Linked DNA regions of Homo sapiens: region 1 is linked to region 2. Evidence: chromatin loops called from intact Hi-C (ENCODE). Cell type or tissue: K562. All regions are shown on one strand. Links, peaks and the distances in the headings refer to the core of each region. The heading gives the core; the rest is flanking DNA. Region 1 overlaps RNF175 (ring finger protein 175). Region 2 has its middle 33 kb from the start of TMEM131L.

Region 1 (16,066 bases), core at 3,628-11,627, 320 kb after region 2:
CTGGATGATAGGGCAATTTAGGTCAGCATTTATGGACACATGTCTGTCAAATTCCATCCCAAAGACTTTAAATTCAGTAGTGTATCAGGCCGTAGTTTTTTTTGATATTGTTCACCCAAGTATAAGAAAGCTGGAAACCAGTGTTAGAATAAGCTAGTGGTACTCTAGGAACAATTTCAAGCTCAAATGGTTGCAGACATCACCAAGAGTGGCTGAAATGGCTGTGCTCTGATGACCACTCTGGAGGTGAATCCCCAAGAAGGAATGCAAAGCATGGGGCAAAGTCAAGGCTGCAGCATGGGAAAGCCTGGCCTCTCATCTTGAGCCACAGATTGAGTAGCCCCTCAATAGAGACATGCAGGGGGATGGGGCTACTCAACCTGTTCCTTTGGGGCAATACCAATAATTAGATGGATTGATGTGCAAAGAAGTAGAATATATTCCAGAGACCAACAAAGTCTATGAGCTAACCCAGCAGAGTCTCAAGGCACCATGAGACCTGAATCTGTCCTTGACTATGGTGGGGGCAACTTTATGCAGGCTCCTGGCTTTGTCAAAGTGCTAGACAGGATCACCATGATCATTATCATCATGAGAGGCAGGATAACAGGCGCCTGGTCACCTCCAAGGTGATCCTTAGGACTACAGAGCCCCACTGGGTAGCCATAAAACATAGGAGCTGTGTGACAGAGGGACATAGACATAGCAAACTTAGAGAGCAAAAGTGGGGTGACTAAAGGAGTCAGGGGGAGGTGGCAGTCAAAAGCAAGTCCCTGGAGAGGCACTGCAGGTAGCACAGCTTGTGCAGTTAGCAACAGGAAACAACTCAGATGACTCCAGCTAACTAACAGAGGTCAGGGTCCAGGGTGTCCACCTAGTCCAGTGTAGCCTGAGTCATCTAAGGTCAGACCCTTCAAATGGCCACAAGTCCTTAAAGGGGATTCTGAGGCATAGGCAGGTCTGTCTTTGGCCAGGTAGAGCCAGTGTGTAAGTGCCACACTTACACTTACTGGTGCAGTGACACACACCCTCCAAGACCTGACACAAGAGCAGCTGCTTCAAATATAGGACAAGGATGGTCTTTGTGCATATGCCACCTCAAAAATCATCAAATCTGGCCAGGCGCAGTGGCTCATACCTGTAATCCCAGCACTTTGGGAGGCCAAGGCGGGTGGATCACCTGAGGTTAGGAGTTTCAGACCAGCCTGGCCAACATGGTGAAACCCCATCTCTACTAAAAAATACAAAATTAGCCGGGTGTGGTGGTGGGCGCCTGTAATCTCAGCTACTCGGGAGGCTGAGGCTGGAGAATCACTTGAACCCGGGAGGTGGAGGTTGCAGTGAGCCGAGATCGCGCCATTGCACTTCAGCCTGGGCAACAAGAGCAAAACTCCATCTCAAAGAAAAAAAAAAATCATCAAATGAAAATGTTGCAGGAGTGGTGCGACACAGTGCGAGTCAAGGGCTCCTGGAGCATTGTTTCCTTTCAAGGTCGGGGGCTTCCTATGCAAAATCCACACCTGTATTACTATGGAAAAAGAACATTTTTTTCTACATCAATTTAGAGATAATGATTAATTTTAAAGAAAGAATGCATAAGGCTATGAACTGATTCCTTATGAATCCAGGTTTCTTCCTACATGAGGACTCTAGAAATTTTATCTTAGATACTTTCATTTTGCAGATAAGGAAACCATAGTTAAGATATGTTTAAAGAACTTTTCTTTGATATGAGTGAAGAACTAGTGAGGTTTGATTCTAGTTTCATTCACTTAAAGACATTATCCAAGTGCAATATAAAGAGTGTTTATTATAATTGATAAGACAACGGTGACATGGCAGAAAATGGATACATTTGCTTTATAACAATAAAATGAGATTCCCCTTTCTAAAGAAAATGTTCAAAATTGCCTAAACTTAAATATAATACAGAACTCAAAAGAATTCCTTTAGACCCTGTACTATATAGGAAATAAATTCTATGACAGGTAATAGTAAAATAATATATTGGTCTAAGTCAACACTTCATATGTTGCAGGCAAGTTGAGTCCCTCAGGCTCTATAATGGCCATTCCAAGACCCAGAACCATGTAGTGTTAACTGAGGACCTTTTCCCTTTGCAACACTTCTCCATTTAGTCCATATTTGAATCTAAACCAGAGGATTTTAAAGTGTGGTTCCAGGACCGGCAGCTTCAACATTACCAGCACCATGAGGGAACTTGTTAGACATGCAAATTCTTGGGTCCCTATTGAATCGGAAACTCTATGGACAGGACCCGGGAACTTGATTTAACAAGCTCTCTAGATGATTCTGATGCACCCTGCTCTAACCATTGAGAAATACTACTCTAAACATTGTGATGGCAAGGTCTCAGGCCCAACAAGGCCCACAGTATGACTCTCTGGCTCTGGTGGTGAACATGCTTGAATGAGATTGGTCTGTGAAAACGAAATCTTGCTCCATGTTGCTGAAGTCAGTGCAGTGTGTGCATGAACACATTTCCATGGATATGCAAACCATTAATGCCAAGATAGTTTACTACTAATGAAACAACATTAGACAGTGTCTTAGTCCATTTTGTGCTGCTATACTAGAATATGACAGTTTGGGTAATTTACAATGAAAAGAAATTTATTTCTCACAGTTCTGGAGGCTCAGAAGTCCAAGATTGAATGGCTGGCATCTGGTGAGGGCCATCTTGCTGCATCATTTCATGGCATAAGACAAGAGGGCCAGAGAAAATGAGAGAGAGAAACTCATCCTTTTATAAGGAACCTACTCCTGCAATAAAGGCATTAGTCCATTCATGAAGGCAGAGCCCTCATGACCTAATTGCTTCTCATTAGGCCCCACCTCCCAACACTGTTGCATTGAGTATTATGTTTCCAACACATGAACTTTGGGGAACACTCTCAAACCACAGCATTCTGCTCTGGCTCCAAATTCATGTTTTTCTCACACATAAAATATATTCATTTCATCCCAATTGCCCCTAGGTCTTAACTTGTTCTGGTAAAAGTCCAGTGTCTCATCTAAATCAGGTATGGATGAGACTCAAGGCACAATTCATCCTGAGGCAAATTCCCTCTAGCTGTGAGCCTGTGAAATTAACAAGTTCTCTTCTTCCAAAATACAATGACAGGTCAGGCAGAGGATAGATATTCCCATTCCAAAAGGGAGAAATAGGCAAGAAGAAAGGAGTAGCAGGCCCCAAGCCAGTCTAAAACTTAACAAGGTAAACAATACTAAATCCTAAGACTTGAGGATACTCTTCTTTGACTCCATGTCCTACTTTCTGGGCATAGTGAGGTAGGGTTTGGAACCTTGAGGCCTCAGGAACAGCCTTGCCCCCCCATGGCTTTGCTAGGCTTAGCCCACACAACTCTCACAGGTTAGAATCTCATGTCCGTAGCTCTCCTAGGCTGGAGTTGCATGCTGCATGCCCATAGCTCTCCTAGGCTGGAGTTGCATGCTGCATGCCCATAGCTCTCCTAGGCTGGAGTTGCATGCTGCATGCCCATAGCTCTCCTAGGCTGGAGTTGCATGCTGCATGCCCATAGCTCTCCGAGGCTGGAGTTGCATGCTGCATGCCCATAGCTCTCCTAGGCTGGAGTTGCATGCTGGTAGTTGTGTAGTTCTGGGACTTGGGGGCATCCCCACCCCGAAGGGCTCCCCTAGGCCTAGTGAGGACTCTCTGCTATGGCTGTGACTCCACACTTCTGCTTGGCGTTGTCCTCCTAGGCACTCTCTGTGGCAGCTCTGCCCCAAGACAAGTTTTTGCTTAGGCCCTCTGGTTGTCTGCAACATCCTTTGAAATCTAAGTGGAGGCTGCCATGGCCTCACAGCATGTGCCTACAGAATTAGCACCACCAACGTTTATAGCTTGTACCTTCCAGAGCCACAGGTTGAGCTGCACCTGGGCTCCCTGGAGCCACAGCTGAAGCAGCCAAGGAGAACGATGCTGGAATTCAAGGAGCAGAGTCCTGAGGTGGCCCTGCTCACTGGTCCTGTGTAGGGTACAATGGGGAGTCACCCCAAACCATTCTACTCTCCTAGAGCTCTGGGCTTGTGATGGGAGGGGCATCCTTGAAGGTCACTGCAATGCCTTCAGGGTCATTTTCCTGTTGTCTTGATTACTTGCACCTGGCTTCCTTCTAGCTGTGTTAATCCCCTTTATCAAAGGGTCACTTGGCTGTACTGCAAGTCTTTTTATTCTTTACGTAGCCAGGCTGTGAGTTTTCCAAATTTTATATTGTTTCTCTTTTACTTATAAATTCCATCTTTAAATCATTTATCTCTTCTTTCATTTTACTATATGCAGTTAAAAGAAGCCATGCAGGTCCTTCAATATATTGCTTAGAAATTTCTTTCACCAGATATCCTGGTTCATTGCTCTTAACTCTGCCTTCCATAAAGCCCTCCAGCATGGACACAGTTAAGCCAAGTTCTTTGTGACTTTATAATGAGGATGGCCGTTACTCCAGCTTCCGATACCTTGTTCCTCATTTTCTGTCTAAGACCTCAGGATAATGGCTTCTATTGTTCATATTTCTACCAACATTCTGACCATGACCACTTAAGTGATCGCTAAAAAGTTTCAGCCTTTCTCTATAGTTCTTTTCTTCTTCTGAGCCCTCACCAGACTTGCCTTTAATACTCCATTACAGCAAGACCAGCTATTTCTAGCCTGTTCCTTCAAACTCTTCCAGCCTCTGCCCAATTACACAGTTCCAAAGCTGCTTCCCCATTTTCAGGCATTTGTTATAGTAACAGACCCACTTCTTCGTATCAATTTTCTTTCTTAGTCTGTTTTCTGCTGTTATAACAGAATACCACAGACTGGGTAATAAATAATAAACAGCAATGTATTGCCTCATGGTCTGGAGGCTAGAAAGTACAAGACAGAGGGATTTGCATCTTGCAAGGGCCTTCTTGCTGTGTCATCTCATGGCAGAAGGTGAGAGGGCAAGAGAGAATGAGAGAGAAAATGGGTCCACATTCATGTTTTTATAATAAACCCACTCCCACAATAATTAATGGCATTAATCCATTCACAAGGGCAGAGCCCTTATGGCCAAATCGCCTCTTATTAGGCCCCACCTCCCAGCACTGTTGCATTGGGGATTAAATCTCCAACACAAGAACTTTGGGGGATACATTCAAACCATAGCAGACACCCTAAACCATTTCTTTTGGCTATTCTAATCCTCCTTTTCCTGGACTGTTGGCAGAAGTTGTTCATGCATGAAGGGAAAACTGGTTTACTTAAACCAGGGTTTTTCAGTCTTGGCACCATTGACATTTTAGGCCAGATAATTTTTGTTGTGGGGAGCTGTTCTGCATTGGAGGATGTTTACCAGCATCCCTGGCCTCTATCCACCAGGTGCCAGTTGCAACTCCCCTCCCCCTTTTCACCCCCCACAAGTCTTGACAGTCAAAAATGTTTCCAGACATTGCCAAATGTCTCCTGGGAGTGAAATTGCACTTGGTTGAGAACCACTGACTTAAACCAAGGCAGTTCCTTCAAAGTGCTAACCAAGGGAGAACATGTCCTGGAAAAAAACAGTCAAGCTGATACAAGCTGGAGCAGGCTCCCAGCAGCCACGGGGATGACTCACATTGTAGGATCGGCCATGCCTCTGTCTCCACTGAACCAGCACTATCTGGGCAATGACCAGAACGCAGAGGAAGATCAAGATCATTTCCACGTGCATGGAATCGTGGCCCCGGTGCATCTTGTACATCCTCTCCTGCTGCAGGCTGGAACCAGCAAAATGAGGTCATCTGAAAAAGCCCTCAACCTTGCGCATTTAGCAAAAAAAACAAAAAACAAAAAACAAAAAAACAAAAAACAGGTTTGGCTTACAAAAAGCAACAGGGGATTTCAAATATAAGGGTTGGTAAGCTTTGATTGTAAAGTTTTTCTAAGTTTTTCTTGGTTTCTTCCCTTTCCCTAGATCTGGAGAAGGAGCAGCTGGGAGGAGGAGCCTGACTTTCTTAGCAAAACCAGTTCCTTTGCTTTCCCATGTGGTTGGCCTCAGCCTTGTCTTTTAAGTTAAGTGATGGGGCTAAAAAAAGTAATGAGCCCCAGGAAGACCTGGGGTCCAGTCCCTGATCTGCCACTTCATTGCCTCACAACCTTGGGGAAGTCATTTATCCTCTCTGAGCCTCAGTTTCCTCATTTGCAAATTTCAAATAACCATCCTTCTGTAACTGACAAGGTTGTTGTAAGACTATAAAGCACATGTTATTTTATTTGTGTCTATATAAGGAATAATTATTATTGAGCTGCATCATATGAAACTTCAATTTTTGAAAGTCAAAAACAGTCAAACGTTGGTAATTTTAAATCATTTGCTACTATTTCAAGTAAAAGGAAACCCTGCAGATGGTGCTTATGCCAGAGGAGAGAATATTATCCAGGGGGCAATGGAAAGCTTCTGAATGAGTTGTATAAATTGTTACAGGACTATAATAGAGAGAAAGAATAGGCTTAAGTATTATCTTAGACATGCACAGACATTCCCATGATGGCTGAATGTTCCCATTTTAGCTGGATGCTTAGTTTTGCACAATTGTAGAGAAAATCAACAAAATAGTTTGTCATCTCTTTTAACGTTCTGGGGTAGCCTCGATGAAAACCTAGAGCAGTCGTTCTTGACCTTGTCTGTAAGTTAGGAAACACTGGGAAGCTTTAAAAAAATCTTAACCCCCCATATCCAGATCAATTAGATGACCATTTCTGGGTGTTGGGGGCTGAATTTCACCCTCTCAAAATTCATACACTGATGTCCTAATCCCCTGTACTTCAACATGCCAACCAAAACCTGCCAGCACCTTAATCTTGGACTTTCAGCCTCCAGAACTGTGAGAAAATAAATTTCTGATTTTTAAGCCACCTATTCTGTGGTATTTTGTTATGGTATTCCTAGCAAATTAATACAGATTTGCAGAATGGGATGTGACATCAGGAATTTTTCAGGCATCCCATGTGATTTTAAGGGGCAGCCAAGATTGAGAACCACAAGCCTAGCAGAAGAGAAAGAGGCCCAGGGTCAAGATGAGTGAACATGGGGAAAAATCATGAATGCTGTCAGTTACTTTCTAAATACTGGTTATCATTATCTTTCATCCCTAGTGTGGCACCATCAGTCACAAAATCTCTTAAGTTTCCACTTACGTCTAGTTACAATATGCAGTTAGCTAATGTACCACCCAGAAAACACCACAGGGTAACAGTCTGTGCCGTGAGATAGTGACCTTTTAAAGGCACTTGATGGGTATGTGGGTTGGGTTCTCTCCCTCTGCCAGCATTTCTACAGCTACTCCAAAGAGCAGTGAATGCCTCAGAAAAGGGTCTCATCCAAATCCCAAGGGTGCCCCCTGCTGGAAAAGGTGTAGAAATCAGCCCACAGAGCCCAGTAAATACTGCTCAAGTTCAGTTTCTTTGAGAGGGATTCTCAGAATGTCAGTGCTGGAAGTTACCATAGATGGAATGAATCTCCCTCATTTATCAAATGACGAAGATGAAATCCATATCAGGTAAGCAACTTGAATAAAATTACGTGGCTCTTAGTCTCTCTATTGGAAGCTGAGCTCAGGAGACAGGAATGATTTCTAGAAGCTCATTTAAACAAACAAGCAAAAAAACAAACTTGTTCCCCTGAAGATATGGGAAGAAAAATGAAAAGAATACAAGTGCTTAGTTGTGGTTTATACAGCTCCAAATCTAAAATAGCTGTTTAATATTCTATATAATTAACAGACTTTGAACTTACGGCATATAGATAAAAGAGTGACTTCATCATCAGTCTAAAATAGGATTTGCATAGATATAAAATAAAATATGCTTTATGAGATTAATCTATTAATCTGTTATATGAGATTAATCTATAATAAAAATGCATCTCAAATTGGTTAGCCTATGTTGAAGTACTTTGAAAAGTATATATTGGTGTACAAATGTAGTAAGTATTTTCCTTTTTGAGTAGGAATATATCCAAAATTGACTCCTGTAATACAAAAAAGGAGGAGCTTTTCATTCTTATTTCACTTCATGTGGTGCTCACAGGGCCCAATGGCCCTACAGTATGCACCAGAACACAGGGGCAATGGTATAGGAACAAAACCAGTGTATCTTGTGCCTAAAATAAATAGTAACTTGACACAGCCATATTTTGAAGGATATATTAATCCACCTTTGTGGGACTGCATGATCTTTTTCTACAGATCATGCTGTAGAAAACAGATGAAATCCATGCATTTTGGTCTGTAGTATTTGTGTATCCTACCCCATCTTCTCTATCCTGGAAAATTTACAAATAAAATGATGACTTCATTCATTTTCTCAACTGTTAAGATAAAAATCTAATTTTTAGCAAAACAACTCTTAAAAAATACTAATTACTTACTTCCATGTGTCTTCTGCAGAAAGCTTTGTATGAGAGAGCTGAAAAACATAAAAAGGGCCCTTATCAAAAAATGTCCTTATTTTCTTGGTTTTTCTGTGAAAGCAATATATGGGAAACCCAGACCATGAAAAATAACAATGTCACATAGTATTTGAATAATTTGGGATAAAAGTCCTAGTAAAATAATTTGCTTACAGAACTAAAACAACACAAACAAAAAAAGAGTAATCAGGTCACTATTAATAAATATTTGATCCTGTTCCTGGATCAGAGAATCAGATGAGGCTCCATTTCTGTGGTTTTGTTTTGGCAAATCAGTCAAAGTTACAGAGAGTGGTCTCCCAATAGGCCATGCTACTCTGGCTTCTAGGATATGAAGTGTGAGTCTGAGCATCCCTAAAAACCATCTGTTTTGCTGGTATCTTAAATGATTGCAGTGAGTAAATATCTCCAATGTCAGTGAGTAAATATCATTTCCAAGTTCAAAGTTTCAGAGACAGAGCTGAGCAGAGGCTCCGTTGATTTGGAGCATTCTTGTACTCTCTTGTTAAGAAGGCATCATTACTGACCCCAGGGAAGGGAGTAATCTGGGCTTGTGCCCTTACAAATTGAGCTGGAAAGCACAGACATCGTCTCCAGAACCATGCTTTTTGGATGACCTGCAGAGTCCACCCATGGACTACCTTTTCTAGATTATTGCTAACCCACTACATTTGGTCATTTGAAACCTTTAAGGCCAATCATTGGAAAGACGTAATCGTGTAACTTTGGTGGAGAGCACAGAAGAGCATAGACAACCAATGTTTTTGCCCCCAAAGCAGAAGTTAGCAGAAAGGGACCTGTGGAACAAAGGAGGAGACTCATGCACCTTGACTACCTGAGGCTTGCTTCACTCCTGGAACTCAACACTTGAGCCCAGATGTTGTGACCTCCATTTGAATATTAGGGACCCACCTGGTGGGATCACCTGGGGGCAGGGAGCCATGGAGAAGTTGCCAGTATTACCCCCTGTGCCACCCACTTCTTTCCTGGCATCACCCAGAAAGGTCCTGGCATTGTGCAAATATTGCCTAAACTTATACTTTTCTATTTCATCCAAAGCCTTGTTCTCTCTTAAATGTGAGAAAGAAAACCTTAAAAGTACTAGAAGAAAACATGGGTAAACATGTTTATAATTCTGCAGTGGAAAAGGCATTTTTAAGTATAATGTAGAGCCCAGAAATTATAAAGTTAAAAAATGACAGATTTTGAGGACATTTAAAATAAAATACATTATAGTCCTCAATATTTGAAAGACAAATTGAACTGGGGAAAGCATAACATATGTGAGGGGCAAAAAACTAATAAGCATATGTAAAAAGGGTTTTTATAATTTAATCAAAAAGAGACAGTCCAAAAGGGCAAAGTACATGAATGAGAAATTCACGAATTGAGATATACAAATGACAAATAAATTTATGGAAAGGTGTTCAAACTCACTAGTAATAACTGTGTTTAAAAAAAAAGTAAAAATGAGGACTTCTATTGAAACACGGTAAATAAAAAAAGTGCACTTACCTCCTCTCCCTCCCCAAACACCACTAGAACAATAGCAAAAGGACATAAACCTCCAAGTCCAAGGAGAATGAGAGAGGAGTCCAGAGCAGCCAATTCTGAAACTGACCAGCAGATGGGCCAGCGGAAAGGGACACTGGGACACCACAGGGCAAAAGACACCGAAGCCCACCAGCATGCGGGCAGTGCAGAGCAGAATGTGTGTGCTAAGACCCTCAGGAGGGCTGTGGATTGCGGGCTCCTAGGGCGTCTAGAAGTGGGGGATGCAACCGGGGTTAGTAACAGAAGGTTCACTGAAAGTCAGTTTAAGGTTTGGTGGCCCCCACACTAGCAGAATACTAGTGGCTAAACCGGAGGCACAGGCCAAGAGGCACCAGGCATGTGGAGGGAGAGTAGAGGACACTGGCAGCCCTCATCTGAGTCTAGAGAGCCCTAGCACCATCCTCCCTGGCAGCATCACCTCTAGATCCGGCTGCAGGGGCCCTGCCTTGCTTTAGAGGACCCTGGACATCTCAAACCCTGAAACACAAAATAACTGTGTTTTTATCTTTTCTCTCTCTCTCTCTCTCTTTTTTTTTTTCCCGAGGTGGAGTCTTGCTTTTGTCGCCCAGGCTAGAGTGCAATGGTGCGATCTCAGCTCACTGCAACCTCTGCCTCCCGGGTTCAAGCGATTCTCCTGCCTTAGCCTCTTGAGTAGCTGGGACTACAGGCACTCGCCACCATGCCCAGCTAAATTTTTCTATTTTTAGTAGAGACGGGGTTTCGCCATGTTGGCCAGGCTGGTCTCCAACTCCTGACCTCAGGTGATCCGCCCACCTCGACCTCTCAAAGTGCTGGGATTACAGGCGTGAGCCACTGTGCCTGGTGTCTTTTCTGTCTCTTAAGAAAATATTTTGAGGCTGGGCGTGGTGGCTCACACCTGTAATCCCAGCACTTTGGGAGGCCGAGGCGGGCGTATCACGAGGTCAGGAGATAGAGACCATCCTGGCTAACATGGTGAAATCCCGTCTCTACTAAAAATACAAAAAATTAGCCTGGCGTGGTTGTAGGCGCCTGTAGTCCCAGCTACTCAGGAGGATGCGGTAGGAGAATGGTGTGAACCCGGGAGGTGGAACTTGCAGTGAGCTGAGATCGCGCCACTGCACTCCAGCCTGGGTGACAGAGCAAGACTCCGTCTCAAAAAAAAAAAAAAAATTATGAAAGTCTGGTAACTGATTGAGTGAGTAGACCTTGATTGGAGAGAGATGATGTAGGGCTGACACCCCAGGGGACTGGCAGGTTGGGGAGAAGAAAAAGAATAGCCTGTGCTCTGGGAAACTGGAGATAAAGTTTTGAAATTTGGCCATCCCAAACCATCTAAGTGGGATCTTGGCTGACCAGGCTCCTCAATTAACTGCAGTGAGGTAGTCTGGGAGCAGCTTGGAACTGCTTGGAAATCCCGAGTCTGAAAAGTGAGATGTGTGGTGGGAGATCCTATCTACCACAGCTTCCTTGGGAGTCAGTGGGGTCAGTCCACATCCCTGGTTTAGGCACCGTAGTGAGTTGAATTGTGTCCTCCCAAAAGATATGTTTGAGTCCTAACCCCCAGTACCTGTGAATGTGATCTTATCTGGCAATAGGGTATTTGCAGATGTAATTGAGGACCTCAGAATAAGACCATCTGGATTTGGGGCAGGTCCTAAATCCAATGCCTAGTGTCCTTGCAAGAGAAAGGAGCGGAAGATTTGACATCCAGAGACACAGACACAGAATAGCAAGGCAGAGTAGATGGCCGTGTGAAGACAGAAGCAGGAACCAGAGGGATGCAGCCACAAGCCAGGAACACCTGGAGTCACCAGAGACTGGAAGGGGCAAGTAAGAAGTCTCCCCTAGAGTCTTTGGAGGGAGCATGACCCTGTTGACACCTAGATTTTGAACTCCTGGCCTCCAGAACTGTGAGATAATACATTTTTTTGTTGTTATGGAGGACCTAGGAAACTAGTACAGGTACATTGAAACTTCCATCTTCCCTGTCCCAGCAGATCCTTGCTACCACTCAAGCCTGCAGCCAGCACTGCAGGTAGGGAGAATGTGGCTACACGGGCCACAAGTGGACCTGCAGGCAGGGCTGTAAGAGCAGATCAGTTGATGATACTTAGACACGTGGCACGAGGGCCTCCATTTGTGCTCTTGGCCTAGGCATGTTAGACATGGGCTTGCCCACTTGGCTGGCAGCCAGACATGCCCCTTACACAGGGAATGAATCAATTTAAGCCAAGAGAAAAGACCTATAGATGGACAGTCCTTGTTCTCCCTACAAAAAGGCCCAGCCAGGTCACCCTCCACTGAAGCCTGCCTGTCAACAGGCTTTCCCTGCTAGCAAGAGCTTAACAGTGCTGTACTGTCTCACCTCAGACACAAGTGAACAGTCAAAGATCACAAGACGTTTGAGACAGGAAAGAGTTCTGCACCCATAATGACAAGAACACTGCTTTAAAGAATATAGAAAAACAACCAAAAGCTCTTAGAAATTAAAAACAGGAAGACAGAAATAAAAACTCAAATGAAGAATCGAAGATAAATTGAAGAACTCAGAAAGAATTTAAAAAAAAAACCTCAAAGACATGGAAAACAGAAGAGAAAATATAAGAATATTAGTGAATTGGGCTAGGAAATCTCCTCACATCCCCCACCCCCGCAAAAAAAATGAGTTCTAGAACCAGAGAAGAAGATAACAGATGGCAGGAAGTTTAAAAGAAATTACACAAGAAAATTTCCAAGGACTGAAAGATACCTGTTTTAAAAATGAAATGCTCACCAAGTACCCAGCCCGATGGATGAAAAAGACCCATATTTTTATATATCTACATAAAAGAATCTGTAAGATCTACAAAATGATAACACAGATTCATATTTACTGACATAGAAATATTTTCATGACATATTCTGAACAGAAAAAGCATGCTTCAAAGCAGTTGTGTATAATCTGAGCCTATTTATGTAAATGTATAGTTACATAAAGAGACATCTGTAATAAAAAAGCCCAGAAGAGTGGCTCCCAAGACATTAACAGGAATGCTCCATGGGTGGTGATACATCCTGGGCATTTACTTTCTTTTTTATACTTCTTTACATTAAGTGTATTCTACATGAACATATGTCACTGAAAAGAACAATACAAAAGTAAGCTTGCCTCTGTCCTCTTTTTTATCCCTTTCCTTGTCTGATCAGTAGCCATGTCCTTTTTATCCCTGTTCCAGCACCACATTTCTATCAATCTCTTATATCTTTCTTTTGGCTAGCTAAATTTGTGTGAGCTCCAGATGCTTCTGAATGCCTCCTACATAGCCCCACTTGGGACTCTCTCTCTCAGATATGTGAATTAACCTGCCCTAAAGTGAACATACTTGTTTCCCCCCAAGCTGCTCCCACTTCAGTGTCCTCCATCCCCCATCTCAGTTAATAGCATCCTGTCCTATCTATCCAATTGCTCAAAGCAGAAAAGCCTGGGGCATCATCCTTGCCCCTAACCAACCCTGTACCTCCAACCCACTACTCTCCTGTTGACCCTACCTATAAATGCCTCACAAACATGCCCCCTTCTCTCCACCCCTATGGCTTCTATGCCATTCATTTTGTCATTCATTCAGCAAATATGGAGTGGTGCCTCCCATGTGCCAGCCACTGGGTTAAGAGCTGGCATTCAAGGGTTAGAAAGACAAACAAGGTGTCTGTTCTCATGAATAGGACCTTGTGTTCTAGAGGAAATGATGCACAATAAACAAGCAAACAAAACAACTGCCTAATGAAGTAAATTATATGAAGAAAATAAAATGTGTGATAAAGAATTACCAGCAGAGGGCAAGGGCTGTCACTCTTTAGATAGGGTGGCTAGGGGAAGATGAGATGGAGGCCAGCATGCAGGGTGTCCCCCTCCTCTGAGGCCCTTGCCTTCGCTCTCTTCCCTCTTCAAACAGTAAGAGTGTTCCCATTAAAGGTAGACTGATCCTATTGTCTTCCTGCCTGAAATCCAACATGGCTCACAAGGCCTTGTATCCCATTTCAGCCTCCCCTCTCTCCACTGCCCCTGCACACCCTCTGCTCCAGCCAAGCAGAGCTTTCCTGTCCCTGAATGCTCTCCCTCCACTCCCAGCCTCCATGCTGGGTTGCCTCATTTCTGCTCACCCTTGGATCCCACTTACTCCAGGACACCCTTTCGGTGAGGCCCCTACCAGGATATATACTGACCTTGAACATTGTTACCAGACTGCATTGTTGATGACTTATTTACTTACCTGAATCTGTAGGTGGCCAGCGCTGGCCTCATCCCCCCACTGAATCCTCATGTCTGGTGCATGGCACACTCAATGTGTTTGGAGACTGCCACCCCGATTGGCTTTCATTATCTCTCACCTGAACTGCTGCCTCCAAACTGATTTTGTCACTTTCAACTCTTCCCTCACAAAACCCACCTGTTAGAAAAATCTTTCTAAACCAAGTAGCAAAGCCAGAACAATGAACTCAGAAACTAGTGATGACCCTGGACCACATGTGAGTGCCAGGTAGGAATGTTAGGTTTAGAGGGCTGTATTCATTGGTAAGGAATTCATGTCACAAGGCAAGGCTGCATGCCTGTGGGTGGAGAGGAGGGGCTGTGTATGGCCTGCCCCCAGGCAGAGAGCAGTTTTGGGGAAGTGGTGGGTCCTCTCAGCTCTCAGGAGAAATCCGAGCCTGGAAAGCAAGCCTTAGACAAGCAGAAGAGGGAACTCCTAAACCCATGGTCTCTGCTCTCACACTCCAAATTTTAGGAGTTTCAAACATACCTAACCAGTTGCAGGCTCAAAAGACCCCAGGGGTTGTAGCTGGGGAGGTGGAGGATGGGGAATAGGGAGATGGTGTTTGTCCAGTAAGGTATGCTGGAGTTAGGGTCTTACATCATAAGATTGTACGTTACTGTTCATTTATTCATTCAATAAATATTTATTGAGGCCCTGCCGTTTGCTGAGACTGTTCTAGGTCCTGGAAATACAGGAGCGAGCAAGGCAGACCACATGGCTTTTCTGCTGGAGCTTTCATGCTGAAGGAGGTTCTTAGACAATCAAATACACACATAGACATACTTCAGGTAGTGATAAGGGTGATGAAGGAAAATAAAATAGGGTGAGGTTCAAACCAAAGGGAAGCTATCAGATAATAGGCTGGTCAGTAACTATCTCTGTTTTCACTTTCTTATCCCTAGCTCTAGTAAAGTCAAGAAACCAGCACTTCTTGAACTTTGATGTGCAAATGAATCACCCTGGGATCTGGTTAAAATGCGGATTTCAATTCAGTGGGTCTGGCGTGGGAACTGAGACTGCATTTTTAACAGGCTCCCAGGTAATGCCTTGGCTGCTGGTTCCTGGACCACACTGTCTTGCCATATGGGATTAAGGGAAAAGCTGTGAGTCCCTCCTAGGGCAGCCTCAACAGAGAGGCCATACCTCCTGAGGGCAGCAGACTAGGCAGTGATGCCAGCCTTAAGGAAGAGCAAAGATCAGCAGCAAATCCACCAGTACTAGATCCTCTGACACTCCTGGCATGCATTCATCAATTCAGAACCTCCCTTTCGATAATCTGGGTTTGAAACCAGCAAGAAAGTCATGGAGTTTCATTTTAAGTTTCCCCATTTTGTGGTACACAAGCCCCTCCACAGCCTAGCCCACCCTTATTTTTTGCTATAAGCATTCCTGACCCCTAGGTTTCTGGCAGTCAGAGTGGACAGTCCCCTCTCTCTGCCTTGTCCCATGGCCATCCATCCCAATATTAAAAAAAAAAAAATCTCCAAGCCATTTGGTACTGTTGTTCCCTCCATCTAGAATTCTCTGGCCCATGAGGTCAGATCCTGTCCATTCCCCAACACCCAGCTCGAATGCCACGCCCTCACGGGTTGGAGGAGAAGGGGGTTAGTCAGGAGCAAGCCCTTCTCAGAAATCCTACAGTTCTTTGCCTGAACCTATTTTGGGACATTAATCTCTTCCTACCCGCTCTGTGAGTGATTTTTGTTGTTGTTTAAGAGTTATCTTTGCCCTTAAGAGTTATTTTTGTCCTCGTTTTACGGATGGGATTTGGGTTCCTCCAGG
Region 2 (16,066 bases), core at 3,742-11,741:
AACCCAGGAGTATAATGCTGCAGTGAGCCATGATTATGCCACTGCACTCCTGAGTGACAGAATAAGACTCTGTCTCAAAAAAGAAAAAACAAAAACAGAAACAAAAAAAACCTGCCTTTTGGCCAGACGCAGTGGCTCATGCCTGTAATCCCAGCACTTCGGGAGGCTGAGACGGGCGGATCACAAGGTCAGGAGATTGAGACCATCCTGGCTAAAACGGTGAAACCCTGTCTCTACTAAAAATACAAAAAATTAGCCAGGTGTGGTGGCGGGTGCCTGTAGTCCCAGCTACTCGGGAGGCTGAGGCAGGAGAATGGTGTGAATCCAGGAGGCGGAGCTTGCAGTGAGCCGAGATCACGCTACTGCACTCCATCCTGGGCGACAGAGCGAGACTCTGTCTCAAAAAAAAAAAAAAAAAACCTGCCTTTTAGTTGGAATTAATTAATGCAGAAGAAAATTTCTAATGAATATTTATATGTCTTTAGGTTAAAAATTGGCTTTCTAGGCTGGGCGCAGTGGCTCACACCTGTAATTTCAGCACTTTGGTAACCCAAGGCTGGCAGATCACTTGAGCTCAGCAGTTCAAGACAAGCCTGGCCAACATGGTGAAACCCCATCTGTACAAAAAATACAAAAATTAGCTAGGCATGGTGGCCCATGCCTATAATAATCCCAGCCACTCAGGAGGCTGAAGTGGGAGGACCGCTTGAGCCTAGGAGGTCAAGGATGTAGTTAACAATGATCGCACCACTGTACTCCAGCCTGGGTGACAGAGCGAGACACTGTTTCATGAAAGAAAAAAAATTGGCTTTCTAAAGTTAAATCCCAAATGCTTTCTGGAAAACCTCTTTAGAATATAAGTTACCAGTTTGGAGGCTGAATCTGATGCAGAAAGGGTGAGCTGTTTTGCAAGCCTGAACTTGGAAGGCATCATGTTTCTCACAACATTTTGAAAAGTAACTATAGGAACTTTTAACTCATTTAAATTGAACAGATGTGCGGTTTTTTCTCTGTTCAGTTGTGGTTGTTGCTGTGTTTAAGTAAATGTACTTCTTGCTTGCATGTGTTTCCTGTGAGCTCTGGAAACTCACACCTGACTGAATTTAACTTGCTTAGATTTGATTTGATTCTTAGGTCAACTGGAACAATTATTTTGCCTTTAAGTACCCTAACAAAATGTTTATATGTACAAGGATCAAAAAGGCCTGTCTGTCTGTTTGTTACAGATAAAAATATAGTTTTTATAACGATGCTTACGTTAATAAGATCCAGAAAAATAACTTCTTTTTTGGAAAAGTGTCAATCTTTGATGTAACACAGCTTCAGGGAATAAAATTATTTTGCATAACCATAATTGAAAGTGCTATATCTTCAGCAGGAAGGTAGGATAAATAAATTTTTGTTTAGAACAAAATTTTTTAAAAAGACAGTATGGGCCAGGCACAGTGGCTCACACCTATAATCCCAGCACTCTGGGAGACTGAGGCAGGAGGAGCCTAGGAATGTGAGACCAGCCTGGCCAACATGGTGAAACCCAGTCTCTACTAAAAATATAAAAATTAGCCTGGTGTGGTGGTGTGCGCCTGTAGTCCCAGCTACTTGGGAGGCTGAGGTGGGAGGATCACCTTCTTTTCAAGGCCATCTGTCCCTTCAAAATATATTTAATTCCAACATACCACCTTACTCCTAAAGTGACCTTATTATAACATTGTTAACATTGCGATATAGTTGTCACTGCTTCTAAATATTCTGTTGAAATATGTGAAAAGTTAACTTTTTTTTTGAGACAGAGTCTTACTCTGTCATCCAGGCTGGAGTGCAGTGGCACGATCACACCTGCACCTTCTGGCCCCAGTATTTTCAACTTCCACTCTAAATTTTAAAAATCATTAGCATGCAAGTGTGCTTCCGTGAGCCCTCCATCAGGCATGCCCTCTATCTAAACCCATTTCTTCAAGGCACAGCTTAAGTCCAACCTCCTTGATGAGGCCTTCTGTGATAATTCCAGGTCACAGAAACCACCCTTCAGCTCTTACTCTGAACTAAATAACAATGTAAGGTATGTACATTCCTCTGGCACTGGTCATCTTCATAAAGTTACCCAAATGTTCATGTTTGGATGTCTTGTATCCACTACATTTCTAGCACCTTCCTCCTTGAATGGTCCACATAGAAGGCACTTAATATTTCTTGAATGAGTTAATCCAGTCCATTCATTGCGGGTGATGATTATTGCCTCAGTTAAAGCTGTTAACTGGGAAACTAAATAAGCTGTTGGAAATGTTCCTCAAATCTCTGGATTTGAGTATAGAATAAGTGGATTTGGAGTAAAGCCAGCTTGGGTTCCAGTTCTGGCTCTAACTATATAAAGTTAGGCAAGTTACTTAACATTCCTAAGCCTTCATTCATGTCCTTTTTTTTTTTCTTTTTGAGACAAGGTCTCATTCTGTTGCCCAGGCTGGAGTGCAGTGGTAAAATCACAGCTCACTGCAGTCTCGACTTCCCAGGCTCCAGCAATCCTCCCACCTCAGCCTCCTGAGTAGCTGGGACTACAGGCACATGACACCATGCCCGGCTAACTTTTGTATTTTTTCTTTGGAGATGGGATTTCACCACATTGCCCAGGCTGGTCTCAAACTCCTAGACTCAAGTGATCCTCCCGCCTCGGCCTCCCAAAGTGCTGGGATTACAGGCATGAGCCACCACGCCCAGCTCGTGTCCTCTTTCTTGAAGGCAGATAACAATTGGCCTCACAGACGTTGAGCATGCTTGGAGAATTAAGAGAAATAAGGTAGATACAGCAATTAACTCTGTGCTCTAGTATATAGAGTATGTGATCAATAGAAGGTAGTTACATCATTCTGAACATTTAGGGAGTTCCTACTAGAAAGAGATACATCCTCAATGTATAGTTGCGGAGGTTACTGGCACAGGCGCACAGCCCTGCAGGGCCCAGACTCCACCAGAGTTCACTTCCATCTCAGAGTCCTTACTTTTGCACTGGAAGAGCCTACTTTTCCCTGCCCACCCCACTACCACCTCCCAACCTGCCTCTGTACGTCTTTACTGGAAGTCAGGGCATTCTGCACACCTTCCAGGGCAAGGGAAGAGGAGTTACAGAAATTGCAATTGTAACTTAGAAGTTGGGAAATATTTTCTTATAAAAAAGTATCGTTATACATGGTGGTTATCTTTAGTAAAATTACTTAGGACTAAATAGGCTTCTTTGGCCATATCTGGAAATCTAAACCACCACGTCTAAAATTGTTTCTATGGGAAACTATGTTCTGAGTTCCTAGTAACTGACTTAGAAATGAACTATTGGAATGCATCTTATTTGGGGACAGTCTGTAGGTCAACATTCATAACTCATTGTCAGTGAAAAAGGAAATGACATTTGCTCTGCCATTACTGAAACATACTGCACATGTATTTCTGTAACTGTTCCTTGTGGACACCAAGTATCTAAAGTTATTTAAAACAGCAACATAACCCTATCAGATTTAATTGATATCTGCATGTTATTATATTTCAGCTACTAACTCCCCAGCATCTAAGATGTGCATATTAGGTGTCTTTTAGACATTTTTAGAATTTAATACTTTGAAGGAAGGCAGAAGGAGCCTTTTGCTTTTGCAGCGCTCCTCGTGTGTTATATAACTGCTGTGCTGCAGTGATGTTCTCCCTCCCCCTTTTCCTCCTCAGAGCTTCTCTGCCCATGTATGGTAACTGTTCCACAACAGTTTTTGGTACTGAAGTAAGCAAGTAGAATCCTTATTAGGATCCAAGCTTAAAAGTCAAACAGTTTTGGAGCTAAGAGTGAGAATCTTTCATGTGTAGAATCCTGCAGATACCCTATGGATCCACAAAATTAGGTTTAGGACAGTTATTCAAAGAGAAAGAAAAATGTATGAATTTTGATCTGTATGAGATTGGTGTCCTAGCAATAAACCAATCAGTTGCCCTGTTTTAAATTTCTCCTAAGTCCCAAGAAAGCATTTTTCTAACTCTTTTGTTTCCACTTTTGTGTGATTACCATGAAGAGAATCAGAAATGTCTTGCATTTCCTTTCTCTTCTCTTTTTTATGTCCTAGTGTATATGGACAAAAGCAACTTCCATGTACTCTTAGCTGTTTATTACAGGCTTACATTCAGTGCCCCAGTTACTCACCCTCTTTTTTTTTTTTTTTTGAGATGAAGTTTCGCTCTTGTTGCCCAGGCTGCAGTGCAATGGCGTGATCTCAGCTCACTGCAACCTCCACCTCCCCAGTTCAAGCAATTCTCCTGCCTCAGCCTCCCTAGTAGCTGGGATTACAGGCATGCACCACCATGCCCAGCTAATTTTGTATTTTTAGTAGAGACAGGGTTTCTCCATGTTGAAGCTGGTCTCGAACTCCTGACCTCAGGTGATCTGCCCACCTCGGCCTCCCAAAGTGCTGGGATTACAGGCGTGAGCCACTGTGCTTGGCCCACCCTCTCTTTTTAGATCAGTTTCTCTAAGAGAGAGAGAAGATAAAAAGCAGAATTAAGCAGAGCATTCATTCTTTTTCCACTCACTTGTCAAAGCCAGCTCTCAAGAAGGGTTGGATGTAAGCATTATTTAATATATTACTGTAAAGCTTAAGAAGAAATCTCTCCTGGAGTATTTGCCTTGTTCTAAGGGATAGTTGTAACTTTTTGAGAACTATGGAAATTAAACAAGCTGAAACTTTTTTTTTCTACAAAAGAGATTCTTGGAACACCAGAGCTTCTCCAGTCACTTTTGAAATGCCTACTTTATACCATTCACAAAGAGGAATGGCAAGGTCTGAGTCCGAAAGATAATCGGTCTTGGTGCAGAAACAGAAATCGAATTGGTAGTGCATGTCAATAAGCACTGTAATAAAGATTTTCAGAGGATACTGGGGAGGTCAGGAGAAAGACAGCAACTGTCCAGGGGCATCTTAATTTGCCTTGCAGAGGAAGAGATCCACCATCAGGGCTGAGCTTTAAGGGTACAGTGTTCACAAAGCATCACGTTCTCCATAAACGTGTATGATTATTATTTGTCAATTAAATTTTCTTTAAAAGGTAAAGTGTTTTCCTGTAGTAGGGTAGAAGAGTACAAGAAAGATCAGATATTCTATGAGGTGATAATTTGAGGATTCTTTCAGGAAGTAAGAGTGTGATGAATATTGGTACTTTCATTCATTCTTTCACTCAATGAGTATTTACTGGGCACTTAGTAGGTGTTGGAGGTTACAATGGTGATCAAATTCTCATGAAGATTGTGGCCTAGTTTGGAAGACATTGGACAAAAATCTATAAATAGCACTTGTAATATGTGCCCTGATGGGAAAAGCAGGGTGCTAGAACAGAGTTTAACTGAGGATTGGAGTGGCATGGGATCGGAGGAAGTTCAGAGAAGAAAATGACATTTAAACCGAGACCTAAAGCTTTATGGAGGCAGAGGGAACAGCATCTGTGAACATTTCCCATGGGAAAAACCTGACTTTGAAAGGACAGAAAAGTCAGAGCCCTGTGCACAGAAAAAGGAGTAGGTTGTAGGGAGATCCGGAGAATTAGACGCATCCTTCAAGGCTTGTAGGAACTGCCACAGATTTTGGACTTTGTACATAATGGGAAACCATTGAGTGGTTTAGGATCTGTATTTTTAAAATCACCCTGGGCTGGACGTAGTGGCTCACGCCTGTAATCCCAACACTTTGGGAGGCCAAGGTGGGCGGACCACTTGAGGCCAGGAGTTCAAAACCAGCCTGGCCAACATGGCGAAACCTTGTCTCTACTAAAAATACAAAAATCAGCTGGGTATGGTGGCATACGCCCATAATCCCAGCTACTCAGGAGGCTGATGCACGAGAATCACTTCAACCCGGGAAAGCAGAGGTTGCAGTGAGCCGAGATCGTGCTGCCGTACTCCAGTCTCGGTGACAAAGTGAGACTCCATGTCAAAAAGAAAAAATAAATAAATAAATAAATAATTAAGTCCAGCCGCCGTGGTTTACACCTGTAATCCCAGCACTTTGGGAGGCCAAGGCAGGCAGATCACAAGGTCAAGAGACTGAGACCATCCTGGCCAACATGATGAAACCCCGTCTCTACTAAAAATGCCAAAATTAGCTGGGCGTGGTAGCACGCGCCTGTAGTCCCAGCTACTTGAGAGGCTGAGGCAGGAGAATCACTTAAACCCAGGGGGCAGAGGTTGCAGTGAGCCAAGATCATGCCACTGCACTCCAGCCTGGGTGACAGAGCAAGACTGCGTCTCAAAAAAACAAAACAAAACAAAACACAGAAAATGCAAGCCAGGCATAGTGGTTCACACCTGTAATCCCAGCACTTTAGGAGGCTGAGGCAGGAGGATTGCTTGAGCCCAGGAGTTCGAGACCAGCCTTGGCAACATAATAAAACCCTGTCTTTACAAAAAAAAAAAAAAAAAATTAGCTGAGCATGGTAGCATGGGCTTGTAGTCCCAGCTACTGGGGGTGCTGAGGAAGGAGGGTCACTTGAGCCCAAGAGGTTGAGGCTGTGGTGACCAAGAACCTGTCTCGAACAAGCAAGCAAAAAAGAAAAACAAAGTGCAGAAATAAACTTTAGTGTAGCATGTCCAGGCAATTCTACACACTTTGGAATAGCGGGGTGTGAATGAATGAGGGTTAACCATGCCACCACCCTATAATGAAAAGATACAGGAGGGGTGGGTTTTCAGTCCAAGTCAGAGTCATTTAAACAGAGTCAACTGAGATGAGGCTTAGAAGCTCATGTAGGGGATAGGTTTGGAATTTTTTTTTTTTTTTTTTTGAGACAGAGTCTCACTGTATCACCTAGGCTGGAGTTCAGTGGTATGATGTTGACTCACTGCAACCTCCACTTCCTGGGTTCAGGCGATTCTCCTGCCTTGGCCTCCTGAGTAGCTGGTACTACAAGGGCATACCACTACACCTGGCTAATTTTGTATTTTTTGGTAGAGAAGGGGTTTTACATGTTGGCCAGGCTGGTCTCAAACTCCTGACCTTAGATGATCTGCATACCTCGGCCTCCCAAAGTGCTGGAATTTTTTTATGTTTTTATTTTTATTTATTTTTATTTTTTTGAGCCAGCATCTCACTCTTTCACCCAGGCTGGAATGCTGTGGCACTGGCATGGCTCACTGCAGCCTCCAACTCCTGGGCTCAAGGGATCCTTCCACCTCAGCCTCCCAAGTACATAGGACTACAGGCCAGCTGCACCATGCCTGGCTAATTAAAAAAAAAAAAATTATAGAGACAGAATCTCACTAGGTTGACCGGGCTGGTCTTGAACTCCTGGCCTCAAGCAATTCTCCTGACTCAGCCTCCTGGGTAGCTGGGATTACAGGTATGAGCCACAGGATTGGAATTTTTGACAGGAATTTTTGAAGGCCCTAATGAGGTTTTTGGCTTCAGAGGTAACTTACGCAATAAAGCTCTATTTCATTTTTACTTTTCGAAAAGCCACCGTTGAGGTGAAATGGGGACCCGTAGCTCCAGAGAAACAGCGGGAGGCACAACCTCCTCTGTGAAATTCCTCTGTGAGTAGCCAGAGAGCGCCAGAGAACTCTGGTGGTGGAGAGCAAATGAAAGCAGCCAGAAGGGAAACCGGAAATTCTCGCCCAAGGTCTGTGGTGTGAAAAAGTGCCAAGAATGACCAATGAGAACTGCAAATATGAAGAGTAATACTGAAAGTAGAGCATTGTGTTTGGTATAAAGACAGCCTGCCAATGCCTTTTTTGAAATGGAACTCAAGACATGAAGACAGCCAAGCATGGCGTGCCTGTAGTCCCAGCTACTTGGGAGGTTGAGGTAGGAGGACTGCTTGAGCCCAGGAGTTTGAGGCCACCTTGGGCAACACAGTGAGATCTTGCCTCTAAAAAATAAACAAATGAAAAATAAAGATGTGAAGGCAGAGAAAGTAGCAGTAGCAGGTAGACAAACCCAGGAGAGGTGTCGGGGAGAAATGAAAGGGAAATGACAGGGAAGGAAGAGGAGAAAGCATTACTCCCACGTGGGGATTTCTTATGGGAGGGGAAGTGAAAACCACAGAAATTGAAAGAGGAACTTGGGGACCAGAAGGCTTTATTTCCCAGTGTGCTCCCCAACACCCCTTCCCCAAAAGAAACCATCATGTTTGGGGAAAGGTACAAAGGAAATGTCCTATTTGTGCTTAGACTCTGATTTTGAGACTGGGTAAGTTGCCCTTTCCTTGATAGGGGATTGCCTAGGTTGAAACGGTAGGAGGGAGTGTTCCCAGAGTGGAATGCAGCCCGACTGTGTTCAGAAGAAGCATGAAGGTCCCATTCTACTTTGATACTAATACTTGAAAAAGGAGAAAAAATTACAAACTGCCGCTTTTTATGTGGTATTCATGAGGGAAGGAAAGGGGGTGGGAAAGCAGGAGGAAAGCACCATGTAAATCAAGTCTTCCAAGAACTTATTTTATCAAGCATTTAATCAGCTCTTGCTCAAGGCTAATCATAAAAATAAACTGCGCATTTTTACCTGCTGCAGGCAGCTTGCAAACTGCAGGTGTGTTTCAAGAAAGCCACTGTCAAGTCCCCAGTTGCAATTCAAAAGATATTAACTAAGAGCTAAACCAAATTATGGGTCTTACATTATGTTATAAGAACCAGACATAAATTACCACCCAGTTAAAATATCTAGAAATGAGCCAGCAAATGAACTGTCACCAGATGAAGGCCTACACTTTAAAAAAATGTTTTACTTTGTGGTTAAATATATATGAGTAAAATCTACCATTTTAACCATTTTTAAGTGTGCGGTTCAATGGCATCAAGTACATTCACATTGTGCAGCCATCCCACCATCCATCTCCACAACTATTTTCCTCTTCCCAAACTGAAACTCTGTACCCATTAACAATAACTCCCCATTCCCCCCTCTCCCCAGCCCGTGGCAACCACCATTCTACTTTCTGTCACATGAACTGACTACTGTAGGTACCTCGAATGATTGGAATCATACAGAATTTGGCCCTTGTGATTATTCAATAATGCATAATGTTCACCCATGATGTAGCAGGTGTCAGAATTTCCTTTTTTAGGCTGAATGCGCCTACACTTTTTAAAGGGAGACATGATATTAAAAATCATTTTCTAAAAAAATTGCATATCCACATCATTTTTTTAAAACTGCCACAGCACGGCCGGGCACGGTGGCTCACACCTGTAATCCCAGCACTTTGGGAGGCCGAGGCAGGCAGATCACGAGGTCAGGAGTTTGAGACCAGCCTAGCCAACATGGCGAAACCCCGTCTCTACTAAAAATACAAAAAAAAAAAAAAATCAGCTGGGCTTGGTGGCGGGCTCCTGTAATCCCAGCTACTTGGGAGGCTGAGGCAGGACAATCGCTTGAACCCAGGAAGGTGGAGGTTGCAGTGAGCCGAGATCGCGCCACTTGCACTCCAGCCTGTGTGACAAGAGCAAGACTCCATCTCAAAAAAACAAAACAAAACAAAAAAACTGCCACAGCATTGAATAGGCTTTTTAGCATTCATTAGGTTGCAAAAGGAGGCTGGAGCTGGGCTTCAAGGTAGCATTGTTCAAAGTCCTCTTACTTTCTAGGGTGGGATTTTTGTTGTTGTTGTTGTTGTTGTGTTTCCTTTTGTTTTGTTTTTTGAGAGGGAGTCTCACTCTTGTCGTCCAGGCTGGAGTGCAGTGGTGCGATCTCGGCTCACTGCAACCTCCTCCTCCCGGGTTCAAGCTTCTCCTGCCTCAGCCCCCTGAGTAGCTGGGATTACAAGCGCCCGCCACCACACTCGGCTAATTTTTGTACTTTTAGTAAAGACAGGGTTTCGCCATGTTGGCCAGGATGGTCTCGAACTCCTGACCTCAGGTGATCCGCCCACCTTGGCCTTCCAAAGTGCTGGGATTACAGGCGTGAGCCACCGCTCCCGGCCTGTTGTTTTTTAGAGAGGGCTCTCCCTGTGTCGCCCAGGCAAGAGTGCAGTGGCTATTCACAGGTGCAATCACGGCGCACGGCAGCCTGGAACTCCTGGCCTCAAGTGATCCTCCTGCGTCAGCCTCCAAAGTAGCTGAGACTACAGGTGTGTGCCACTGCACCCAGTTTAGGGTGAGTTATTCTTAATCTCACAGGCAAGAGACCAAATTTAGACACTTCCCTCAGTTAGTGGATGAAACTGAGCATTCAACTAAATCCTCTATCCCTTTGATCCCCGTTTCCCTCCCCTCTCCGAACCTTTACCCCCACAATGGTTTTCTGTTTGGAATACACGGTAACAAAACTAGGAGGAGGCATGCGTCTGTGCTTTCAAGTGGAATTTACCATTACAATAAAGTTATCACCATTGGAAGATATCAATTTGACATCCATGGCCTCGGGGCCTCCTCAGCCACCACAGGGTTTCTCCTCTCCATACACTGTTCTTATGAAATTCTGCTTTGCTTCCCCCAAAACTTCAGTAGTTTCTCATCAGCCCCGCAGTCACTGTAGCCAGGTCCCTGCCTAACATTTTATTTTATTTTGTTTTGTTTTATTTATTTATTTATTTATTTTTGAGACAGAGTCTAACTCTGTCGCCCAGGCTGGAGTGCAGTGGCGCGATCTTGGCTCACTGCAACCTCAGTCTGCTGGACTCAAGCAGTCCTCTCAAATGGAATTCTTTAGACAGGAATTCCTCTCCTGGACCCAAATTTTGAACACTTTTATTGTGTGTGTTGAACTGGGTTCTGGTCTTTAGAGAAAGAGAAACAGATTAATAACTTTCTTCCTCTCGGCTCTATCCTTAATCTCAAAAGTCTGTGACTTTTACTAAAATAACATTCTCCTCGCCATAATGGCGTCTTTTGACCTTATTCCCCCAAACCAAAATTTTCTCCCTCCCTCCCTTCCTTCTTTCTCTTTCTCTCTTTCTCTCTTTCCTTCTTTCGAGACAGAGTCCCACTCTGTCACTCAGACTGGAGTGCAGTGGTGCAATCTTGGTTCACTGCAACCTTCGCCTCCTGGGTTCAAGCAATTCTCCTGCCTCAGCCTCCTGAGTAGCTGCGACTACAGGTGCCCGCCACCACACCTGGCTAATTTTTGTATTTTTGGTAGAGATGGGGTTTCACGATATTGACCAGGCTAGTCTCGAACTGCTGACCTCAAGTGATCCTTCTGCCTCAGTCTCCCAAAGTGCTGGGAATACAGGCTTGGGCCATGGCGCTCGGCCACAAAATGTCCTTTTGCTGCAGGGCACCTGCTGTAATGGCAGCTGGGGAGGCTGCATGATCAGTCTCACCTTGGTTTTTAAATGATCAGCTGGCCCTGAAAATAGTTTCCAAAACTCATTGAGCTATGAAATTTCTGTTAAACACAGCAACCAGGCATCACCAAGATTTATCAATAACACAGTGGCCCATCTAGTAATGCCCAGAGCAGGAACCTAAGAAAATATCAGCATATACTTACAGCCAATACACAGATCTGTCTCCCATGGATATAACTCAGAAATTACAAAAGGGAAATAGTAGACACTATAGTTTTTAAGCCTTTTAATTTTTTTTTTTTTTTTTTTTTTTGAGATGGCATCTTGCTCTGCTGTTGCCCAGGCTGGAATGCAGTGGCTTGATCATAGCTCACTGCATCCTTGAACTCCTGGGCTCAAGGGATCCCTCCGACCTCAGCTTCCTGAGTAGCTGGGACTACAGGTGTGGGCCACTATGCCTGGCTAATTTATTTTTTATTTTTGTAGTGACAGGGTCTCATTTTGCTGCCCAGGCTGGTCTCGAACTCCTGGCTTCAAACAACCTTCCTGCCTTGGCCTCCCAAAGTACTGAGATTATAGGTGTGTGCTACCACACCCAGTTCCTTTTTAATTTTTAAAAGATTTTAGATTTTTTTTTTTGAGGCAATCCTTTCACATTTCTCACAACTCATCGTGAGTTGTTTTAATGTAAAGTTATTTTCCAGCAGATTGAAACAGTGAAGACCTCTGTATTCCAGGAGGGCAAGTGTTCTGCCTCTTCAAGATAGCTGAAGGAAAGGAAACTGTATAGCTCCCTGCAGTTTAAAAGTTAGTTGCGCACTGATTGCTTCATGAATAAAGCTGGAAGATCTAAGTTTGGGAGTGAAGGAAAGAGGATCTGCGGCCGGGCGCGGTGGCTCACGCCTGTAATCCCAGCACTTTGGGAGGCCGAGGCGGGCGGATCACAAGGTCAGAAGATCGAGACCACAGTGAAACCTCGTCTCTACTAAAAATACAAAAAAAAAAAAAAAAAAAAAAAAATTAGCCGGGCGCGGTGGTGGGCGCCTGTAGTCCCAGCTACTCGAGAGGCTGAGGCAGGAGAACGGCGTGAATACGGGAGACGGAGCTTGCAGTGAGCCGAGATCGCGCCACTGCACTGCAGCCTGGGCGACAGAGCGAGACTCCGTCTCAAAAAAAAAAAAAAAAAAGAAGATCTGAAAGAGAAAAATTGGAGAATACAGTCCCAGAGATTCATATTTCTAGACTCAGATCTCATGGACATTTTTGCCTGATGTGAAAAAACATTGTCCTGGCCAGGTGCAGTGGCTCACGCCTGTAATCCCAGCACTTTGGGAAGCTGAGGCGGGCAGATCACCTGAGATCGGGAGTTGGAGACCAGCCTGACCAACACGGAGAAATCCCATCACTACCAAAAATACAAAATTAGCCAGGCATGGTGGCGCATGCTTGTAATCCCAGCTACTCAGGAGGCTGAGGCAGGAGAACTGCTTGAACCCAGGAGGCAGAGGTTGTGGTGAGCCAAGATCACACCACTGCACTCCAGCCTGGGCAACAAGAGCAAAACTCCATCTCAAAAAAAAATACACTGTCCTGCCCAACCACACTCGCTGGTTTACTGCTCCCAAACCTTGAATAAAATTCTACAAGAAGATGGTGTATTGATGATCCATTCTATGCCTATCATTCTGCATCTGACTTCAAGTCTGTTTTATGACAGTTTCCATGTCTCCTTTAAAGAGCCCTTTGCTTTTGCAGGAAAATGAAAGATATTACCAGTCTTACAAAAGCATGTGGCTTCATATATTTTGAGTGCTATGAAATATTAATTTTTCTAAAACTGACATTATTTAGCAATTGGAAATGTGTTAGCTCTAACTTTCTTTTATGGGTACTTTTCTGTGGTTATAATATACAAAATTAAATTTACCACTTTGATCATTTTTAGGTGTATAGCTGTGCGGCATTAAGTACATTTTAGGGGCATTTTAAAATCTCTTCCTACTCTCAGTGCAGAGGTTCCTTCCTGCTTTCTCTATAAGTCATATCCAGCAGATAGTATTTAGGAACCCTTCATTTCTCAACTTTGTTTTGACAAAATTAGGAGTAATTCTATTACCTCTTTTTAAAAATCGGGATTCTAGGCCGGGAACAGTGGTGCACGCCTGTAATCCCAGCAATTTGGGAGGCCAAGGCAGTCAGATCCCTTGAGGCCAGGAATTCCAGATCAGCTTGGGCAACATGGTGAAACTCCACCTTTATTTTTTCAAAAAAGCGATTCTAAAGTGGAGTGGATGAAGGACTATGTCTTTCTTACTGGTTTATTGCTCGTCTGTGACTTTTTATTCACTAAAGATCCCTCTTAGGTAGATCTTAAACTTTCTCTCGCTCAGACTAAGTGATTTCAGTTTCATTATCTATTAATAGATACCTTTGCCCACACTTTAGTCGTGGAGTTCTCACAGTGGTTCTTCTCTGATACCTTGCCCAAGGTTATTTATATCCTGTTAATTTAAAAGTCTAGTAGTAGTGTCTGTAAACGCCGCTTAAAATAAAACTCACCAAGGGTTTGCCAGAATAGGTTTCTGGAGAAGAATCGCTGGTGTGAGCAGGAGCTCTGTCCCAGTGGGGCTGCTGAGTGTCACCCACTCCCCCACTGCGATTTTCTCACTGTCAGTCCCACCGCTTCCTGCCACTTGGTCTGGCTGGTCTTTTTTTTTTTTTTTTTTTTTGAGACAGGGTCTTGCTCTGCCACCCAGTGCCCAGGCTGCAGTACAGTGGCATGATCTCGGCTCACTACCTGGCTCAAGAAATCCTCCCACCTCAACCTCCTGAGCAGTTAAGACTACAGGCACATGCCACCATGCCTGGCTAATTTTTTTTTTTTTTTTTTTTTTTTTGTAGAGATGAGGTCTCACTATATTGCCCAGGCTAATCTAGAACTCTTGGGCTCAAGAAATCCTCCCGCCTCGGCCTCCCAAAGTGCTGGGATTCCAGGCATTAGCCACCGTGCCCAGGCTGGTCTCACCTTAAAAGCAACCGCCCAGATGAAGAAAAGCATTGCTTTCTTCAGTTCCTTATAGTTGAAACAGTATGACAGTAGGATAAACAATGGAGATGTTAAACTACGTTTTCCAGAGCAGACCTGATTTCAAATACCCTGAGCCATTGTCATACCTCATGTCAGGCAGTTGATTTGCTTATTCAGAAAACGTCCAAACTATCAATGGAGACTAAATGGAGGAGAAGTTACCCAAGCACCCCAAGAATAAGATGCGCCTCGAGACCATCTTAGTGCTCACTCGTGCCCCTCCCAACACGGTTCCTTTAACGTTGGTCCTTGATGAATATTTGTTGACTGAATAAATGAGTGGGGGATGGCCAGGTGCGGTGGCTCACGCCTGTAATTCCAGCACTTTGGGAGGCCGAGGCGGGTGGATCACCTGAGGTCAGAAGTTCAAGACCAGCCTGGCCAACATGATGAAACCCCATCTCTACTAAAAATACAAAAAATTAACTGGGTGCGGTGGTGGGCTCCTGTAGTCCCAGCTACTCAGGAGGCTGAGGCAGGAGAATCGCTTGAACCCAGGAGGTGGAGGTTGCAGTGAGCTGAGATCGTGCCACTGCACTCCAGTTTGGGCAACAAAAGTGAAACTCCATCTCAAAAAAAAAAAAGAGTGGGGGATGGACAGGTTTTAGAGACATAACAGCCCCTGGTAAGCAGAGTGACCCAAAAGGGGAAGCAGGGGCAAGTTCGGCAAGTTAGAGTGAGAGTAATTTTTGACCTAACGCAGGTGGGGAAGAAAATGAAAACCTGAATAGGTTTGAATTTGATCATATCGTGCTGGCTGTGACAACCCTAAATGATTTACAAATGGCTCATTAAAAAAAAAAAAAAAAAAAAAAAGTGTATCATCCGAATCCTCAACAAGAAAAAAAAGGAGCAAGAAAAAAGAATTCTCTTTTGTCCCTCCTACCCACATCTTTGCATGCCTGTCACCCCTCATGGATGCCATCCTCACTGTTCAGCGTCCTGTCCCCCTGATGCCCCATGGCTCTCACTTTACACTGATACAGCCAAACGTATCAGGAAGAACCAAATGTCTTCCTCCAAACTACACTTTGTCCTAAAACTATTCCTTTTAAAAACACACTTCAAATAAAGTTTTCAGTTCCTCAGAGTTGGGAAACTGTTCGATTGCCTTGTTATATGCATACTTAAGCCATACTCATCAGGTACTTAGTGATCAATACGTGTCTCCAATTACTTGATTAAAATACTGTAAGTCTGAATGACTGATAGGCTTCATTCTCCCAGGGAACATCTATGTTTTCTAAATTTCATTAGCCTAAATGAATCTAATTGATAAAATATATTAGGACCCTTCTGTGACAATTGTGGGCAATGTTCTCTGTCTACTGTCAGGCTGGAAATAGAGCTGTCAGTGACTTGGTATCCCAGTTTTATCCTGTTATAGTCTGTGGGAAGCCATTGTACATCAGTAGGGGAAAAGGCATAATACAAACATTTTAGAAAGTTTACTAGAGCAGGCCGGGTGCGGTGGCTCACTCCCATAATCCCAGCACTTTGGGAGGCCAAAGTGGGTGAATCACCTGAGGTCAGGAGTTCGAGACCAGCCTGGCCAACATGGTGAAACCCTGTCTCTACTAAAAATACAAAAAAAAGAAAAAATTAGCCTGGTGTGGTGGCACGCGCCTGTTAATTCCAGCTACTTGGCTCAGGAGGCTGAGGCAGGAGAATTGCTTGAACCTGGGAGGTGGAGGTTGCAATGAGCCGAGATTGTGCCACTGCACTCCAGAGTGGGAGACA

Evidence for each region. Peaks named below come from ENCODE experiments on the same cell type or tissue, not always from the same donor. Only the 100,000 strongest peaks of a DNase experiment are listed, where the experiment ranks them.
Region 1: it touches region 2 in a loop (3-fold over the local background); 6 of 110 quality-filtered maps call a loop at or near these places.

The regions. Positions count from the first base shown.
Region 1 is chr4:153,743,024-153,759,089 of GRCh38, forward strand. RNF175 (ring finger protein 175) reads right to left here. Exons shown (of 9, transcript NM_173662.4): 2 at 8,415-8,452; 3 at 5,622-5,763. Among named protein-coding and RNA genes, the nearest start is that of RNF175, 9.0 kb to the right of the region's middle. RefSeq lists a silencer at 7,154-7,448. In K562, for the core only: a CTCF peak has its summit at 7,394 (motif pointing left); a DNase peak (open chromatin) is centred at 7,378; H3K27me3 peaks cover 1,614 bases.
Region 2 is chr4:153,425,689-153,441,754 of GRCh38, forward strand. No RefSeq gene overlaps it. Among named protein-coding and RNA genes, the nearest start is that of TMEM131L, 33 kb to the right of the region's middle. RefSeq lists enhancers at 866-1,065, 7,471-7,660. In K562, for the core only: a CTCF peak has its summit at 7,557; a DNase peak (open chromatin) is centred at 7,563.